Linked DNA regions of Homo sapiens: regions 1, 2 and 3 are each linked to region 4. A link is a contact called in ENCODE Hi-C or POLR2A ChIA-PET data. All regions are on one chromosome and are shown on one strand. The core of a region is the stretch at or near the end of the contact, and the rest is flanking DNA. Distances in the headings are between cores, read along the strand shown.

What was found. A loop is a pair of places that touch in the nucleus more often than their neighbours do. ChIA-PET counts read pairs that join two places held with the same protein, here RNA polymerase II (POLR2A). Pooled maps may share reads with other maps.
Region 1: a loop to region 4 is called in a map of heart left ventricle, with 5 times the contacts of the local background. The contact joins two enhancer-like sites. A Hi-C loop is called at or near these places in 11 of 168 maps with a recorded cell type or tissue (B cell, CD4-positive, alpha-beta memory T cell, Caco-2 and 7 more), 3 of 37 single-sample maps with no recorded cell type and 29 of 50 pooled maps.
Region 2: a loop to region 4 is called in a map of naive thymus-derived CD4-positive, alpha-beta T cell, with 3 times the contacts of the local background. The contact joins two enhancer-like sites. A Hi-C loop is called at or near these places in 2 of 168 maps with a recorded cell type or tissue (both naive thymus-derived CD4-positive, alpha-beta T cell), 1 of 37 single-sample maps with no recorded cell type and 7 of 50 pooled maps. POLR2A ChIA-PET finds 5 or more read pairs at or near these places in 2 of 52 experiments (B cell and OCI-LY7).
Region 3: a map of naive thymus-derived CD4-positive, alpha-beta T cell shows a loop between it and region 4 (2.6-fold over the local background). The contact joins two enhancer-like sites. A Hi-C loop is called at or near these places in 1 of 168 maps with a recorded cell type or tissue (naive thymus-derived CD4-positive, alpha-beta T cell), 6 of 37 single-sample maps with no recorded cell type and 9 of 50 pooled maps.

Annotation. Positions count from the first base shown.
Region 1 is chr1:243,494,136-243,498,232 of GRCh38, forward strand. All of the region lies in intron 17 of SDCCAG8 (SHH signaling and ciliogenesis regulator SDCCAG8), which reads left to right. It also overlaps a transcript of AKT3 not described here. Among named protein-coding and RNA genes, the nearest start is that of MIR4677, 150 kb to the left of the region's middle. RefSeq lists an enhancer at 2,018-2,669. Within about 2 kb of position 2,201, at least 15 of the 41 ENCODE cell types and tissues checked have a DNase peak (open chromatin) inside an H3K27ac peak, as active enhancers do; they include sigmoid colon, where a contact is called at or near this core.
Region 2 is chr1:243,419,934-243,423,595 of GRCh38, forward strand. The region is part of intron 15 of SDCCAG8 (SHH signaling and ciliogenesis regulator SDCCAG8); the gene reads left to right. Among named protein-coding and RNA genes, the nearest start is that of MIR4677, 76 kb to the left of the region's middle. Within about 2 kb of position 2,043, at least 9 of the 41 ENCODE cell types and tissues checked have a DNase peak (open chromatin) inside an H3K27ac peak, as active enhancers do.
Region 3 is chr1:243,594,270-243,598,304 of GRCh38, forward strand. The region is part of intron 8 of AKT3 (AKT serine/threonine kinase 3); the gene reads right to left. Among named protein-coding and RNA genes, the nearest start is that of AKT3-IT1, 200 kb to the right of the region's middle. Within about 2 kb of position 1,727, at least 4 of the 41 ENCODE cell types and tissues checked have a DNase peak (open chromatin) inside an H3K27ac peak, as active enhancers do.
Region 4 is chr1:244,272,571-244,276,311 of GRCh38, forward strand. All of the region lies in intron 1 of LOC105373262 (a long non-coding RNA gene), which reads right to left. Among named protein-coding and RNA genes, the nearest start is that of SPMIP3, 78 kb to the right of the region's middle. RefSeq lists a silencer at 492-718. Within about 2 kb of position 1,386, at least 21 of the 41 ENCODE cell types and tissues checked have a DNase peak (open chromatin) inside an H3K27ac peak, as active enhancers do; they include sigmoid colon, where a contact is called at or near this core.

The DNA of each region.
Region 1 (4,097 bases), core at 951-3,450, 780 kb before region 4:
TAAAAAGCCTCCTCCTGAACCAAGATTTTTTGGAAAGAATTCTAAATAGATGAAAACAAACAATTTGATTTCAACCAAATTGTTGTTTTTTTGTTTTTATCCTGATTTTCACCCGAATTGTCAGTCTCAAAAATAAACACTGATACATTCCCAGAAAATATTTTTCAAATAAAAACTGACTCTGTTAAAGTTTGCCCTGATTCTTTCAAAACTGTGTACAAGACACTGTCAACCAAAGTGACTTGCATATTTTTTTAAATAAACTTGAACATATGCAGCTAAAATGTCATTAACTCCCTGCTGCCTGAGTGTTTTTAAAAAATGACACAAGACCCTGGGTGCTGCATGTCTAACATAAGCATCTCGCGACCTTCGGAGAAACTTCCCCAAACACCTCCAACAGCAGACAGTTAAACTTTTTGTTTTTTGACTGAGCGCCCCGTGTATAATTAATATTGAAAAGCGCATAGGGCTTCATTTTAGCCAGACTTGCTCTTCCGTTAACAGTTCACTTTGTCCAAGAGTGAGTACTTTCAGAATAAGAATCATGGGAGAAAAGTCAATTGAATTTTATATTCCTTCAGATACATTCACTCTACTTATTGCTTCCTGAGTCAGACATTACATTTCACAATATAAATTCACAATCAAGATTTTAAAGGGAGCTAAATATTTTAATCCAATTAGACAAGTGAACAAAACACTGAATATTGCATGTAGTGTAGATAAGTGGTTCTTGCCTTTAAAAGACTGTAATTCCGTCACATTACAACCCCAAATGTCAGTGTTGTCTTTATTTTTAACACTTTCAAACATGAGGCAGCCAGAGGCTCCACTCTCTGCTGTTGGTGACACTGTCTGTCCTTTGGGAATTCTTAAAATCTATTTACCATGGAAACATGGTTCATATAAAACACAGACCTGCCTGTGTGTAGAGGAAGTTCTCATGACTCAGGGGACTTGAGAAAGCTGGAAGATGACAAACTCAGACCCCACGGTTGGGAAGGAACCCTTGGGCTTGGGTGCGCCCTGGGGAGGACAGGTGGCACCGCAGAGCCAGGGCCTCCACCCCGGCCTCATGTGTGCTGGGGCCTCCCTGGCCTGTGCGGGGCCGCCTCCCTCTCCCCGCCAAGTCCAGCTCGAGATGCTGTCTTACGGAACGTCCCACTTCATGTCTGCAAGGCGGCCTTCTCTGTGGATACCTTTCCATTCCTCTGGTTTCTGCGGCCCTGTTCCTTTCTCGGAGCCCAGAAGCAGCAAAGCCAAGCCCTGCGGTGGAAGGGAAGGAGGGCTTTGAACTCTGACTGCGGTGTGGAGGCTGTTATCAGGGGCCCAGCCGGGCAGCCAGGAGGGAAGAATGGCCGCTGCCCTGCGATGGCCTTAACCGTGAGCCCCCGCCTGCTTTGCAGCTGGCAGAGCCAGGTTCCTGGAAAGGCCTGACCCGGAGGGGACGAGGCCCCTCAGTGAGAACTTCAGTCGCTGTGCTGGGGACAGCAGGGCCGCAGGGGCCTGAGGGTGGCTGACTGCCCCTCGGCTCTGTAGAGGAGTGCTCCCTTCTGACAGGTGGGCGGTCCTGCTCGAAGGCCGCGTTTCCCCGACGTTCTGCCCAGCATGCTGAGGGCACCTCTCTCCTCAGTGCGTTGGTGGCGAGCCAGAGCTCACGTGGCTTATTTCATCCAGGTTGCCTTCCCAATTTGGCAGCTTAATTCCGTAGATATCAAACTGGCTGCCCCTCATCTGCCAGAGCAAGCAGGAGAGCCTCGCATGGGAGAGTCTGGACTTTGAGGTCAAACTGCCTGGATTCGAATCTCAGCTCTGCGTTGCTTCAGAGACATGTGTTAGCTTTCATGTCACTTGATTTCTGGCAGAGAAAAAGAAAGAACCAGCTTCCCTTTAAAAGGAAGTGCCTCATATTACCCAGAGCCCAGCACAGATGATTATGAAACCAACAGGATTAGTGCTGAGATCATTGTGGGCTTGAAAGGGCCATTTGAGATAAATAACCATTTTGTACAGATAGAAAAATAAGGCCCAGAGAAATGAAGTGAATGGAATTGGGAAGTGGCTGGGCAGGGAAATGAACTTCTTCTCAGGCCACAGGATGTGTGGATGGGGGCAGGTACCCGAGCGGGTGCGGGCGGAGCCGGGCCTGGCTGGAACAGCTGCCGAGCCCTGGCCCCGGTGCCCAGAACACGAGGCGGAGGCGGGAGGCGAGCCACCAAGCGAGGCAGGGGCTGCCCTGGAGCTCTGTCAACTCAGGGCCAGCTTTGAAATGCCCCAGATGGAGGTAGGGGGAGGGGCCTGCCCTCTCCAGTTACAAATGGATGCTTTATTGCCAGACACACAAGGAACAGGACCACGTTTTGACTTGGCCAAACAGAGACAGCGTGCCAGTGAGCAGAGCGGACAGCAGGGGGGGAAGGGGTTGTTACCTTCAGAAGGGTTGGCTAGAGCCACCCACGGAGACAGTGAAGTGCGAAGCCCGGGCAGGTCTCCTGTGAGCAGGGGCGAGGGGTGCCACCATCTCCCCGGGCTGCCACTTCTGGCTGGTTTGGGAACAAAGCAGCAGCAAAGGCTGGCTGGACCCCACAGTGTGGTTGCCTGGGGAACAGTTCAGGTCACCCAGAGCAACTGATTTCTTACACTCAGAACTTAACAAACTTTAGAAATAAATGAGGCAGGGTTTGTGGAGAGATGACTCCGATAGGATTTAAAATGAGAACAAAGAAAATGGGTTAGCAGCTGTGTGCCTGCAGATGGGGGCACGTTTCCACCACCTGTGGACAGCACGGCAGGGGAGCAGTGGCCAGGGCGCCCTGTCGCCCCCCTCTGAGCTGCAGGACAGCCACAGGAGGGCCACAGCAAGGGCCATGATGACAAATGGAAGGGCAGAAGGACGGGAGACACTGGCTGAGGGCTCATGTCCCACTGGCATACGCACGCTCTACTCTCCTGGACGAGACCATGATCACTGTGGTGTTGATGACAGGACTTCCTGGAAATAAGCATCGTGGATATCCCTAATGGCAGACAAGCCAGATGTGGGCAGTAACTAAGGCTTCTGTCTCGGTCAGAGAAATGTGTGTTACCAAAGAGTCAGCAAATGGAGGCGACAAAACGGTGACCTCCTAGGACAAATTATCCAGCCCTCCAGTGCTGACTGAACGCTCACCATGGGTCAGGCACGGCTGTAGGCACGGGTGGGGGGGGGGGCGTTGAGCAGTGAACGGTAAGTTCAACAGTGTGAAAGTGGGGATGGATATGGGGCTTCTCACCTGAACCGCAGGAAATACAAAGCCCATAGAGATGGCCATGGCTGATCTGCCGCAGGAAGGAATCAGGCTGACTTTTGATTGGTTCCTGGTGAGGCCCGTACATCTGTGTCACCCCCATGCAGGCCCACGGAATCAGGAGGTCACCCGTTTCTGGAACAGCTCCGATAGTGATAAATTGCTAGGTGGCCTGGGAGCCCACAGGCATTATGTAGACTCATCATGAGAAATGCCTGTTTCCTGGAGCTTATCAAAAAATTCCGCAACACATTTTACTTTTACTTCAGGTCTTTACGCCTATTCTGTATTGTGTGTACGTGGGTGTGTTCTCTACCCAAAATTCATCACTGCAGCCTTGAATTCTGGGCTACAGCAATTCTCCTACATCAGCCTTTTGAGTCGCTGGGACTACAGGGGTGCGCCACCACACATGGCTAATTTTTACAATTTTTTTTGTAGAGATGAGGTCTCACTATGTTGCCCAGGCTGGTCTCGAACTCCTGGACTCAAGCGATCCTATTGCCCCAGCCTCCCAAAGCACTGGGATTACAGGTGTGAGCCACTGTTGGGTTGTTTTTCTTTTGAAGTGTTATCTGTTGGGATTTATGCTTATCCCTTTTGTATTCAGTCATCCTAGCATTTCTAAAGTTAGGAAGCCACTGTGTCAAGAGCGAGGCCACCAGGCCACCTGCCTTATGTGGCCAATCCATGGAGCAGGGGTGGAGGGCCATTCAAACCAGTCATTTAGCAGGACTGTGCTGGGTCAGTTCGATCACCTGGCCTGGAGGGCACGTCAGCTTGGTGCAAACCCTGCGTTTGACAATC
Region 2 (3,662 bases), core at 793-3,292, 850 kb before region 4:
TTGCTCCTCCTGCTTCTCATTCCTCCAGCTCCTGAACAGTACTTTGTAAATTGGATGTATTCTTTTGTATCTGACATAGATGGCATTTAATGAATAAATGATGAATGAATGAAACAAATAGGTGTGGTGCTATTCGCACCTCCTGATCTGACTTCTGATGCCAGTCTGTCCCATTGTTGATGGCTGACAGTGTGCAGTAAAGAACACATGGCAATTCAGAGGAACTAGGTTTGAATCTCACTCTCCCACTTGGAGCTTTGTAACCTTGGGTACATGGCCTCATTTCCCCAAACCTCAGCTTCTCCTTCTGTAAAAACATTTCTAAAGCCACACTGCAGGATTGTTATGGGAATTAGAATTGTGTATATAGATACGCATACATACACGTATCAAGTGCCTAGCACAGTGCCTGACACATAGTAATACACAGTAGCTGCTATTATTTTCACTGGTGGCATTTTTAAGGGTCTTGACTGGTAATTTGGGTATCACTTTACATAGCTATTGTCTTTGCCAGGGAAAGTCTGACTGTCATTTTCCGACGGACATAAGTCTATGCCACAATGAAAGCCTTTTTAAAACAGCCAGATCAGGAAAATGTGGATCTAGTTGTATTTTGTAACTCTGATGAATTAAAGCAGGCACCTACTCTAAGTTTACAATTTGACTCAACCAAGGCCTGGCAAGTAGTAAACACTTGATAAATTGTTACTTACTATTTTTAAAACTCTCAAGCGCCCCTAAAACTTACGAAAAGTGCATTTTGTGTGCCTCACAAGAAGGTAGTGAATAGGACAAATTTTGATTTTAGGGTTGTTTGTTCTTAATTTCTTTTAGTTCCAGTTTCATTTCTCCCTGGCTTCTTACTATGACATTTTCAATAACTCATTCATGTTAAGTTTTACATTCCATTTTGATGTTACCTTCTGCTTTGAAACCACCTATAAAACTTGAAGGGCTTAAACTGCTTCTTTTAAAATACAAATTATTAATGTAGTAAACTCTGAAGAAGCCCTCCAGGAGTGTGCCTCTGCATACCCCATGCCAAACTATTGGGATAAATAATTTTCCCTGTGCTTTGAGGTAAGGAAAATCTTGGAGTTTCTAAAGTTTTGTCATTGTGGAAACTCAGTCTCCAAATTTATACTTATGCAATCCATATGGTAATTTTGGTCCAGCTTTTCCTCAGAGTATTACAGTAAAATTCTTCTTGAAAAGTAAGTGTATTTATTTTGTATTGAGCAATAATTAAGACATATTTTTCCTTCCTCTGTTACTAGCAACATTACTCTAAGAGTCTTGTTTTTCAAAATACCAACTAAACAAATAGATTCCTACCATTTAAAACAAGATTTTAAACTCACAGATCTAGTCATTTGACTGAAGCCCATGCAGAATGACGGGAAAGCTGAGAGCATGGGCTCGGCGTGCACGTACGCCCTTACTCTCTGCCCCAGCTTCATGCTAGGCTGCTCTGTTGCTCTGTGAAAATGTTTTGAAATGGTACCTCCGTGTGTGTGTCTGTTGTATGTGTTTTCTCCCCAAGGAGACCGTAAGTCGCATTATGGCAGTGACGACTGCTTCTGTTTTCTGGAAGCCTCCATAGTGATTAGCACAGTAGTTTGCGCGCTCTGTGTACTCCACACTGCACGTAGTGGTGTCTGTAACCCCGGGGTTTGTGAATGGCACGTCCCATTTTAAAACTTAAAATGAACTGCCGATTCTGTGCATGTTGTATAGCTTGTTTTTGACCATCAGGCAAGAGAATTAATTCCATTTTGCTTTTAATTGGCACCAGGCAGACATTCTGGCTGATTTTAGTTGAAGCTCACATAAACTTTCGCTATCCTTCCTTCTGTATTCCCCAGTACTCTGAGAGCTTATTATAGTTATGGGGTTGTTTTTTGAAGGAGGTAAACGGAGCTATTTAAATATCTTCGGTACAACTGTGATTTTTCTTTATCAAAGTGAAGGAAGTGTTCTCTCTCCCCACGCGCTTAGATGAATCAGCAGTAAAACGTTGCAGTGCGGTTTGCAGTGCTATCTAACACCTGGCCTGGGAGAGCTGGAAGGATTGGGTGCTGGCAGGGAGTGAGCCTCTGCCAGCCACAGAGTGGAGAGAAGTGTGTGCTAGGTTTTAGCTTCCACCTCTTGCACACTGAAAAGAACAGGATAGAGCATAGAACCAGGGTCTATGTGGTTTTGCTTCTTTCTTTTCTGTCATTGTCACTTTCTGGGTTGTGAGGCTTGTGGACTGATGTCTAACACTGCCCATTGTGTATTTGTGATTTGCGTTTTGTAATTAAGAGGAACAATGGGAGTCCATGGGGTCTCGTTATATATAATGGTTGGTTTAATTTGTTTCACTTCTATCTTGTTAATTGTAAATTGATCATTAAGATTTGAATTCTAATCTGTCACCAGGGTTGTGAGTATTGAGGCTAGAGCAATGATCCCGGTTTTAATCACTGATGATGAGAAACAAATTTTATAATTTTGGTACATATTGCAGTTCATATATTTTAACACTATACTTTATGGTGTTATAAATATTGTTAAATGACTTTTAGTGTAGTTTTACTGTGTGGACTATAATGTGTAAATTATATTACTGTTTTGGCAACAGTAGGTATCCAACTGTGTGAGTTTAATTGAGGTGAAGAACACACACCCGGTTGAACTGTTTTTTTCCTTTGCATGTTTAGATGATGTTAGGTTGGGATACTATAAAAATTATATTTTCTACAAGAGGAGACTGATATTGGCCTCTGCTAATTGTTACCAAAAGTCAAACTAGAACCTAAAAGAATAAAAAATTAAGATATTGTATTTCCCTTTGAAAGCAATTATCATTTTAATCCGAATTATAGTAGTAAAATATATTTCATGCAAATGCAATTATGCAACATAACTGGTATATAAAAATACAGGGGAAAGTTCATGCTTCTGTAAAGCCAGAAATTGCCTGAATTTTCTATGAAAATGGATTAGAGTCAATTATCCTTTTATATGACACAGGATAATCATGCCAGAAATGTATCTCCTAACTAACAGAAAACTTGTAAGTTTACTCTTTGAGCTTTGCAAACTACTAGTTCTAGGAACATATCGTGAGCTGCAGACAGAAAAAGGATGATGTGCAGGCATATATGTCAAATTTTTATTGAAAAATGGAAGTTGGTAGGCAAATTACAATTATAAACAAAGAAAAAAACAAAAATGTGAAGCAGAAAAAAAGATTGTTGCAATACACACTTGATAGTGATGTGTACTTTATAAATAACATTTATATTTTTGGGATTATGTAAGACATCCTCAATGCAGGGAATTTGGAAAATACAAAGAAGAATTAAGGAAAATTTCCTGTGCCACTACCAGCTAGAGATAACTATTCTTACCTCTGATATATTTCCCTTCAGTCATTTTTCATGTGTATGTCTGTGTACATTTATAGTGTGATTGAGATTATACCGTATATACAGTTTTGCGTCTGCTTTTTCATTTGATATCTAATGAACATTTTTCTATATCAGTAAATACTCTGAAAACAAAACTTTATTAAATGATTTGCGTGTATAAGAATTATTAGGCTTTTAAGATGCTTCCAATTTTTAACCGTTTATGAATAATAATACAACAAAAACTTTGTACCTAAATCTAAA
Region 3 (4,035 bases), core at 477-2,976, 680 kb before region 4:
CAAACAGAGTGTGTGTCCATGGATTAGAAGACTCAATATTCTTAAATAGATTTATGGATTAAATGCAATCATAATCAAAGTTACAGCAGACTTTTTTGTAAAAATTGACATGATAATAAATTTATATGAAAATGCAGAGGACACAGAAGAGTCAAAACAATTCTGAAAAAAGAACAAAGTTTTTCTCTATTTCAAAATATACTCCCAAAGCAACAATTATCAAGTTAGCGTGGTACTGATGTAAAGAGAAACTCAAAGATCAATTAAACAGAATAAGACAGTGCAGAAACAGACCCATATGTGTGACAAACTGATTTTCAACAGAGGTACCCAAGTCACACAATCAGAGACAGGGTCTTGCTGTGTTGTCCAGTCTGCAATGCAGTGGTATGAACATGGATCACTGCAGCATCAACCTCTTGGGCTCAAGCAATGCTCCCAATTCTGCCTTGCACCACCAGTCCAGGCTAATTTTTTAAATTTTTTATTTTGTAGAGACAGGGTCCTGCTGTGTTGCCCAGGCTGGTCTCGAACTCCTGGACATAAGTGGTCTTCCTGCCTCAGCCTCCCAAAGTGCTGGGATTACAGGTATAAGCCCCCATGTCTGACTAAAGGACAGCCCTTTCAATGAAAGATAGTGAAAGAACAAGATGTCTGTAGGGGGAAAAAAATGAACCTCAACTCTTAGCTCACAGCATACATAAAAATTAAAATGGATCACAGACCTATACATGTAATAGGTACAACTTAAAAAGTTTTAGAAGAAAATACAGTCATGCACTGCTTAATGATGGGGATACATTCTGAGAAATGTGCAATTAGACAATTTCATCATTGTGACAACATCCTAGGGTTTACTTACATAAACCTAAATGGCATAGCCTACTACTTCTAGGTACAGACCTGTACAGCATGTTACCCTACTGAATACTCTAGGCAGGTGTAACACAATGATATTTGCACATCTAAACACATCTAGAAAAGTACAGTAAAAATATGATATAGAAGATTTAAAAACGATATACCTGTCTATTGCATTTATAATACCATGAATGAAACTTGTAGGACTGGAAGCTGCTTTGAGTGAGTGAGTGGCGAGTGAATATGAAGGCCTAGGTGATTACTGTAGACTATGAACACTGTATAATGTATAAAATAATTAAAATTATTTTTTTCTTCAGTAATGAGTTAACCTTTGCTTTCTATAACTTTTTCACTTTATACACTTTAAAATTTTTAAAAACGCCTTGACTCTTTTATAACAGTTTAAAATATGAACACATTGTACAGCTATACAAAAATATTGTTTCTTTACATCTTTATAAATATTTTTCTATTTTTTTTAACGTCTTTAACTTTTGGTTAAAAATGAAAACACAGCATATACGTTAGCCTAAACCTACACAGTCAGGATCATCAGTATCACTGTCTTCCACCTCCACATCCTGTCCCACTGTAAGGTCTTTCGGAGCAGGCATCGAGTAGTCATCTCCTACGCTAACAATGCCTTCTTTTGGAATATCACCTGAAGGACCCACCTGATGCTGTTTTACAGTTACCTATTTTTTTTTAAATAAGTGAAAGTAATACACTTTAAGAAACAATGAAAAGTACAATATATAAAATAAAGAAGTAACACAGTCATGTACTATCACAATCAAGTATTATGTATCTAACTGCATGTGCTATGTTTCTACACAACCGGCAGCACAGGTTTGCTTACACCAGCATCACCAAAACATGTGAGTAATGCACTGCAGTATGACTTACAACATTTACATCACTAGGCAATATGAATTTTTCAGCTACATTATAATCTTATGGTATTGTCATATACATGGCCCACTGTTGACAGAAACTTATTATATAGCACGTGACACATAACAAATAGGAGAAAGATGTGTGACCTGGGGTACACAAACATTTCTTGGACAGTACACAAAAAAAGTGAAAACCATAAAAGGCAAGAATTGATAAATAAGACATCAAAATTAAAAACGTCTGTTCCTCAAAAGACATCACTGAGAAAATGAAAAGGCAAGCTACAGTCTGGAAGAAACCATTTGTAATACAAATATTTGGCAAACTATTTGTAACCAGAACATCCAAAGAACTCCTATAATTCAGTAAGAAGATGAACAACCGAATAATAGGTGAAATATTTGAATAGACAGGTCACAAAAGTATATGCAATGGCAAAAAGTCTGAGTGAAGACATTTCCTATCATTAGTCATAAGAGAAACGCAACTTAAAACCACAGTAACATACTCCCACACACTCGTTAGAATGACTAAAATGAAAACCACTGACCACAGCAAGCACTGGTGAGGGTGCAGAACACCTAAAATTCTCATTACATTAATGCTGAGACTGTAAAATGACACAACAGTTTTAAATTTTTGTAAAATGTAAGCATATGCTTACCATAAATCCAACAATCATACTCTTCAGTATTAATTAAAGAGAAAAGAAACAGGCCTATCAGCTTTATTCATATTAGGCAATGACTGGTATTAATCCGCATGTACGTCACCAGTGGGAGAGATTAACAAATGGTGGTATAGCTGTGCAAAGGATAATGACTTCACAATAAAAGAAATAAATGACTGAGAAATGCAACAAAGTTAACAATCTCAAAAAACATTACGCAGAATGAAAGAAGTAGATACAAGACAGTATATATTGTATGAGTTCATTTCTGTGACATTTTTAAAAAGATGAATCAAATCTTTAGTGTCTGAAAGCAGACCAATGGCTACCTAGGGCCACGTGTGGATGTACTATGGGTACAGGGAAGACTGACTGCAAAGAGGCATGGCAGAACTTTTTGAGGCAATGAGAATGTTTTATATTTTTATTGTGATGGGGGCTACATGCATATATATGTTTGTCAGAAGTCATCTAATCATATACTTAAAATGAGTTCATTTCATTATATGTAAATTATACTTAAGTTGACTAAAAAATGAAAACAACCTAAACGTTCAATGATTTGGGAAGGTTTTAATAAGTTAAAGTGTATCTACATAATTAGTAGGCAACAAGTAACATATTTTAAAATGATAAAATTGAAAATATGTGTACAGTATAAACAGTGGAAAATATATTAACACGGTATTAGCAATTATTTCTAGATGGTAAGATTTAGAGTGGTTTTTATCTTCTGTTTCATACCTCAAAAAATACTTGTAATTATTTAATATCCATTCCCCAGAATACTATGCATTTTTGTTTTGTTTTGTTTTGTTTTGGTGACAGGGTCTCACTCTGTTGCCAAGGCTGAAGTGCAGTCGCATGATGGCTCACTGCAGCCTCAACCTCTTGGGCTCACTCAATCTTCCCACTTCAGTCTCTCGAGTAGCTGGGAGCACAGGCACTGGCTACCACACCTGGCTAATTTTTAACTATTTTGGTAGATACAGGGTCTCCCTATGTTGCTCAGGCTGGTCTTGAACTCTTGGGTTCAAGTGATCCTCCTGCCTTGGCCTCCCAAAGTGCTGGGCATGAGCCACTGGGCCTGGCCTATGCCCTTCTTAAATGCAGAGACCATCTGTCTTGCTCATGTAGTATACTAAGCACATAGTACAGTGCCTGCCTTGAAGAAAGCAGCATTCAATAAGAACTTTTTTGACAGAATTAAAATAATTTTTTTGGCTTTTTGAAGTTCTCTGTAATGAATGTACATTATCACTTTTGCAATAGAAAAAAATTATTCAAAGGTTTCAAATAAATGTACTAATAATTAATGTACTGATTTATGCTTATTATAAATTTAATGCTCTATTTTTTTCTTGGCAAAGGCATAGGAAAATGAGAAAATTATGACAGTACACCATATCTTTGCATCTTCAGCACCATGCCTAGTATATGACACATATTATATTCTTCATAAATATGTATTGCAAAAAATAAAATTAAATTCAGAAATACCTCTCAAAAAATTATAAGAAAAATCATCCTTAAGGTTTTTGAGGTAAAATATTTTCATTGGAAGTATTAAAAATCATATATAATAGTTGAATAATCTTATCTTT
Region 4 (3,741 bases), core at 136-2,635:
CCGCGTGGGCTGTGGTCAAACGACACCCAGATGAAAACTGCAGCTGATGGCCTGGCCTTTCGGGTCAGTAGCTGCTGTGCACAGCTCTCTCCCTGCCTCCTGAAGTTCAAATGCCAGCCTGATTTCTATCTGGAAGCATCCCAGCCCAAACATGGAACAAAAGTTCCCTCTGACAAGCCCATTTGGGTTCCAAAGTATGTTTTTATGTTTGTTGGCAAATAGAACTGTCACCAGCAACAATAACAACACTGTTTTCCCTCCACTGAAGCTACTTCATTTCTTCACATTTGTTCCAGGGCTGGAACTGGACAGATGAATAATGTAGGCTAGGCGGCTGGCCCAAGTCCTGACCTCGTGCCTCCAAAAGCAAACACAGAGGTGAAAATGGAGACTTGTTTGTTTGAACTCTCACTGCCTAATTTAAAAAAGAAAAGGCAAAAAGAAAAACAAACCTCCCACCATCCTATTTCATCAATGTAGACACTGATGGGTTTTGTTTTGTTTTGTTTTGTTTTTCTTTTCTTTTCTTTTCTTTTTTTTTTTTTTTTTTTTCCATGTCTTACTTTTTGAAACATGGAACTACAGCCCTCTACTGGTGCAAGGAATGAAGCCAATTTCTCAATCATCGAGGCTACCCTGCCATCTTGTGGCCATGTGAGGGATGCACACGTGTAGATCAATTTCTCAGCATCACAAAACAGTCTAGGTAAGACGTTGGAAGGGTTCTTCAAAATATTCACATGGACTTTCATTTAAGACATTTCTTGTATCGTTTGGGGAAAACATCAATGGGATTTGGAGTCAGAATGTTGGTTCCTGCGTTTAAGCTCTGTCAGTGATTTGTGACATCATCCCTGAGCAAATAATTTCATTTTTAGGAACCTGTTTTCTCATCTGTAAAATGGAGGTCATAATAAATGTTTGATTCTTGGAGTTTTGTAGTGTTTACATAAGATCATGCATATGAAGAGTGCCTTGTCCACTTTAAAATCATATGCACATGAATATATTAAAAATCCCTAGAGAAGTAGTTTCTATCATCATACTTGGTAAAACTTTAGAAACTTGAAATCGGTTTCAATGACTAACCTTACTATAGTCTAAAGCCCTGGCCTCAGAATAAAGAGAAGGACTTTACACTGTCTCATGCTTTCCTAAAGATACATACTGCCAAGTCCTCTCCGTTTTCATTTTTCTGATTTAAGTCAAGTCAGTTTCTTCGGCCTTGCTTCACGGGGCCAGCCAATGAATAATGAGGAGTGTAGATGCGTCTTGGGAGGTGAAATAACTTTGCTTACATGGAATCGCAAAGTGCTCATTAGTGTGGGGGCTTAGGTATTTGGCTCCCTCGTCTTTTGGAAAAAGCCCAAACCAGACACAGCAGCTAAAGGAGCCCTCATAGGATGTCTGTGCTGCACGATGCTGACGCAAGATGACTCATCACACACTAGCTGGGTTTGGCCACTGCTTCTGTGCAGCTGTTTGCAGAAAGCCAAAAATTTCTGGTGCCAAGCTGGGGGCTTGGTGAACAAACCCAAATGTTACTGTCCTCATCTCCTGCTAAATTTCAGTCCTGCTCGGGCCGTGGCCCAACCAGTGTTAAGTCTACTGATGAAAGTCCAAGTCACTGTCCTCTGTGCCCTCTCGTTACTGTGTCCTCAGGTTACTGAATTTATCATTCATCTCACTGATGCATAAGGTAGGCTTAGGGTACATTTGGCAGCAGGATCAATAGTTTTGCAAAGAGAAAATAGATGCCAGCCAAAGGAACATCGAATCCTTGGGCGAATGATGAGGACGGATGACTCATGTCCAGGCCATCTTCCCTCCGGGCTGGGCTCCGCTGTCTCCATACTCACCTTCTGTCTCCAAGTTTGGTTCACTAGGCCCATCCTCAGGAAGCCTCCCTTAGGATCCAGGATGAGTCACCAGCACCCCAAGTGTGCTCGCTGGTGAGGATTATAGGAGGGGGAGGTAGGCTGTGTCTACAGGAGATCCTGGGGCACATCTGGGGGATGGAGGTGAAAGGTTATCCCTCTGTCCTACAGAATGAGGGTCCCCCTTCAATCCCCTAGAGGTGACATGCCAGAACGCCTGAATCAGAGAAGGCACTCATTCCTCCCACCTAACTCTTTTTATTTTTTTTAATACTGAGTCTTGCTCTGTCACTCAGGCTGGAGGGCAGTGGTGGGCTCCCAGATCACTGCAACCTCCGCCTCTCAGGTTCAAGTGATTCTCCTGCCTCAGCCTCCCGAGTAGCTGGGATTATAAGTGCACACCACCATGCCCAGCTAACTTTTGTATTTTTGGTAGAGATGGGGTTTCATCATGTTGGCCAGGCTGGTCTCGAACTCCTGACCTCAAGCAATCCACCTGTCTTGGCCTCCCAAAGTGCTGGGATTACAGGCGTGAGCCATTGCACCCGGCCTCTTCCACCAAACTCTTACAGGGTTATCCCAGAATCTTCCAGAGACACCACCCTGTGGATGCAACCTGGGGCTTTCTTCTCCACAGGCCATGTCTGAAAATAGGAGGTTCTTCCTCTCTTCCACACTGGGAGAGAGATAGCAGTCAGGGAGAGAGAGCAGACGGGGAGAGAGATAGCAGTCAGGGAGAGATAGCAGTCAGGGAGAGATAGCAGTCAGGGAGAGAGATAGCAGTCAGGGAGAGAGAGCAGACAGGGAGAGAGATAGCAGTCAGGGAGAGAGATAGCAGTCAGAGAGAGAGAGAGCAGACAGAGAGAGATAGCAGACAGGGAGAGATAGCAGACAGGGAGAGATAGTCAGAGATAGATAGCAGATGGGGAGAGATAGCAGTCGGGGAGACATAGCAGTCAGGGAGAGAGATAGCAGTCCGACAGAGATAACAGACAGGGAGAGATAGCAGTCGGGGAGAGATAGCAGTCAGGGAGAGATAGCAGTGAGGGAGAGATAGCAGTGAGGGAGAGATAGCAGTCAGAGAGAGAGATAGCAGTGAGGGAGAGAGATAGCAGTGAGGGAGAGATAGCAGACAGAGAGAGAGATAGCAGTGAGGGAGAGAGATAGCAGTGAGGGAGAGAGATAGCAGTCAGGGAGAGATAGCAGTGAGGGAGAGAGATAGCAGACAGAGAGAGAGATAGCAGTGAGGGAGAGAGATAGCAGACAAAGAGAGAGATAGCAGTGAGGGAGAGAGATAGCAGACAGAGAGAGAGATAGCAGTGAGGGAGAGACAGCAGTGAGGGAGAGAGATAGCAGTGAGGGAGAGAGATAGCAGACAGAGAGATAGCAGTGAGGGAGAGATAGCAGTGAGGGAGAGAGATAGCAGTGAGGGAGAGAGATAGCAGTGAGGGAGAGTGATAGCAGTGAGGGAGAGAGATAGCAGTGAGGGAGAGAGATAGCAGTGAGGGAGAGAGATAACAGTGAGGGAGAGATAGCAGTGAGGGAGAAATAGCAGTCAGGGAGAGATAGCAGTGAGGGAGAGAGATAGCAGTGAGGGAGAGAGATAGCAGTGAGGGAGAGAGATAACAGTGAGGGAGAGATAGCAGTGAGGGAGAAATAGCAGTCAGGGAGAGATAGCAGTGAGGGAGAGAGATAGCAGTGAGGGAGAGAGATAGCAGTGAGGGAGAGAGATAGCAGTGAGGGAGAGAGATAGCAGTCAGGAAGAGATAGCAGTCAGAGAGAGAGATAGCAGTCAGGGAGAGATAGCAGTCAGGGAGAGATAGCAGTGAGGGAGAGAGATAGCAGTGAGGGAGAGAGCAGTGAG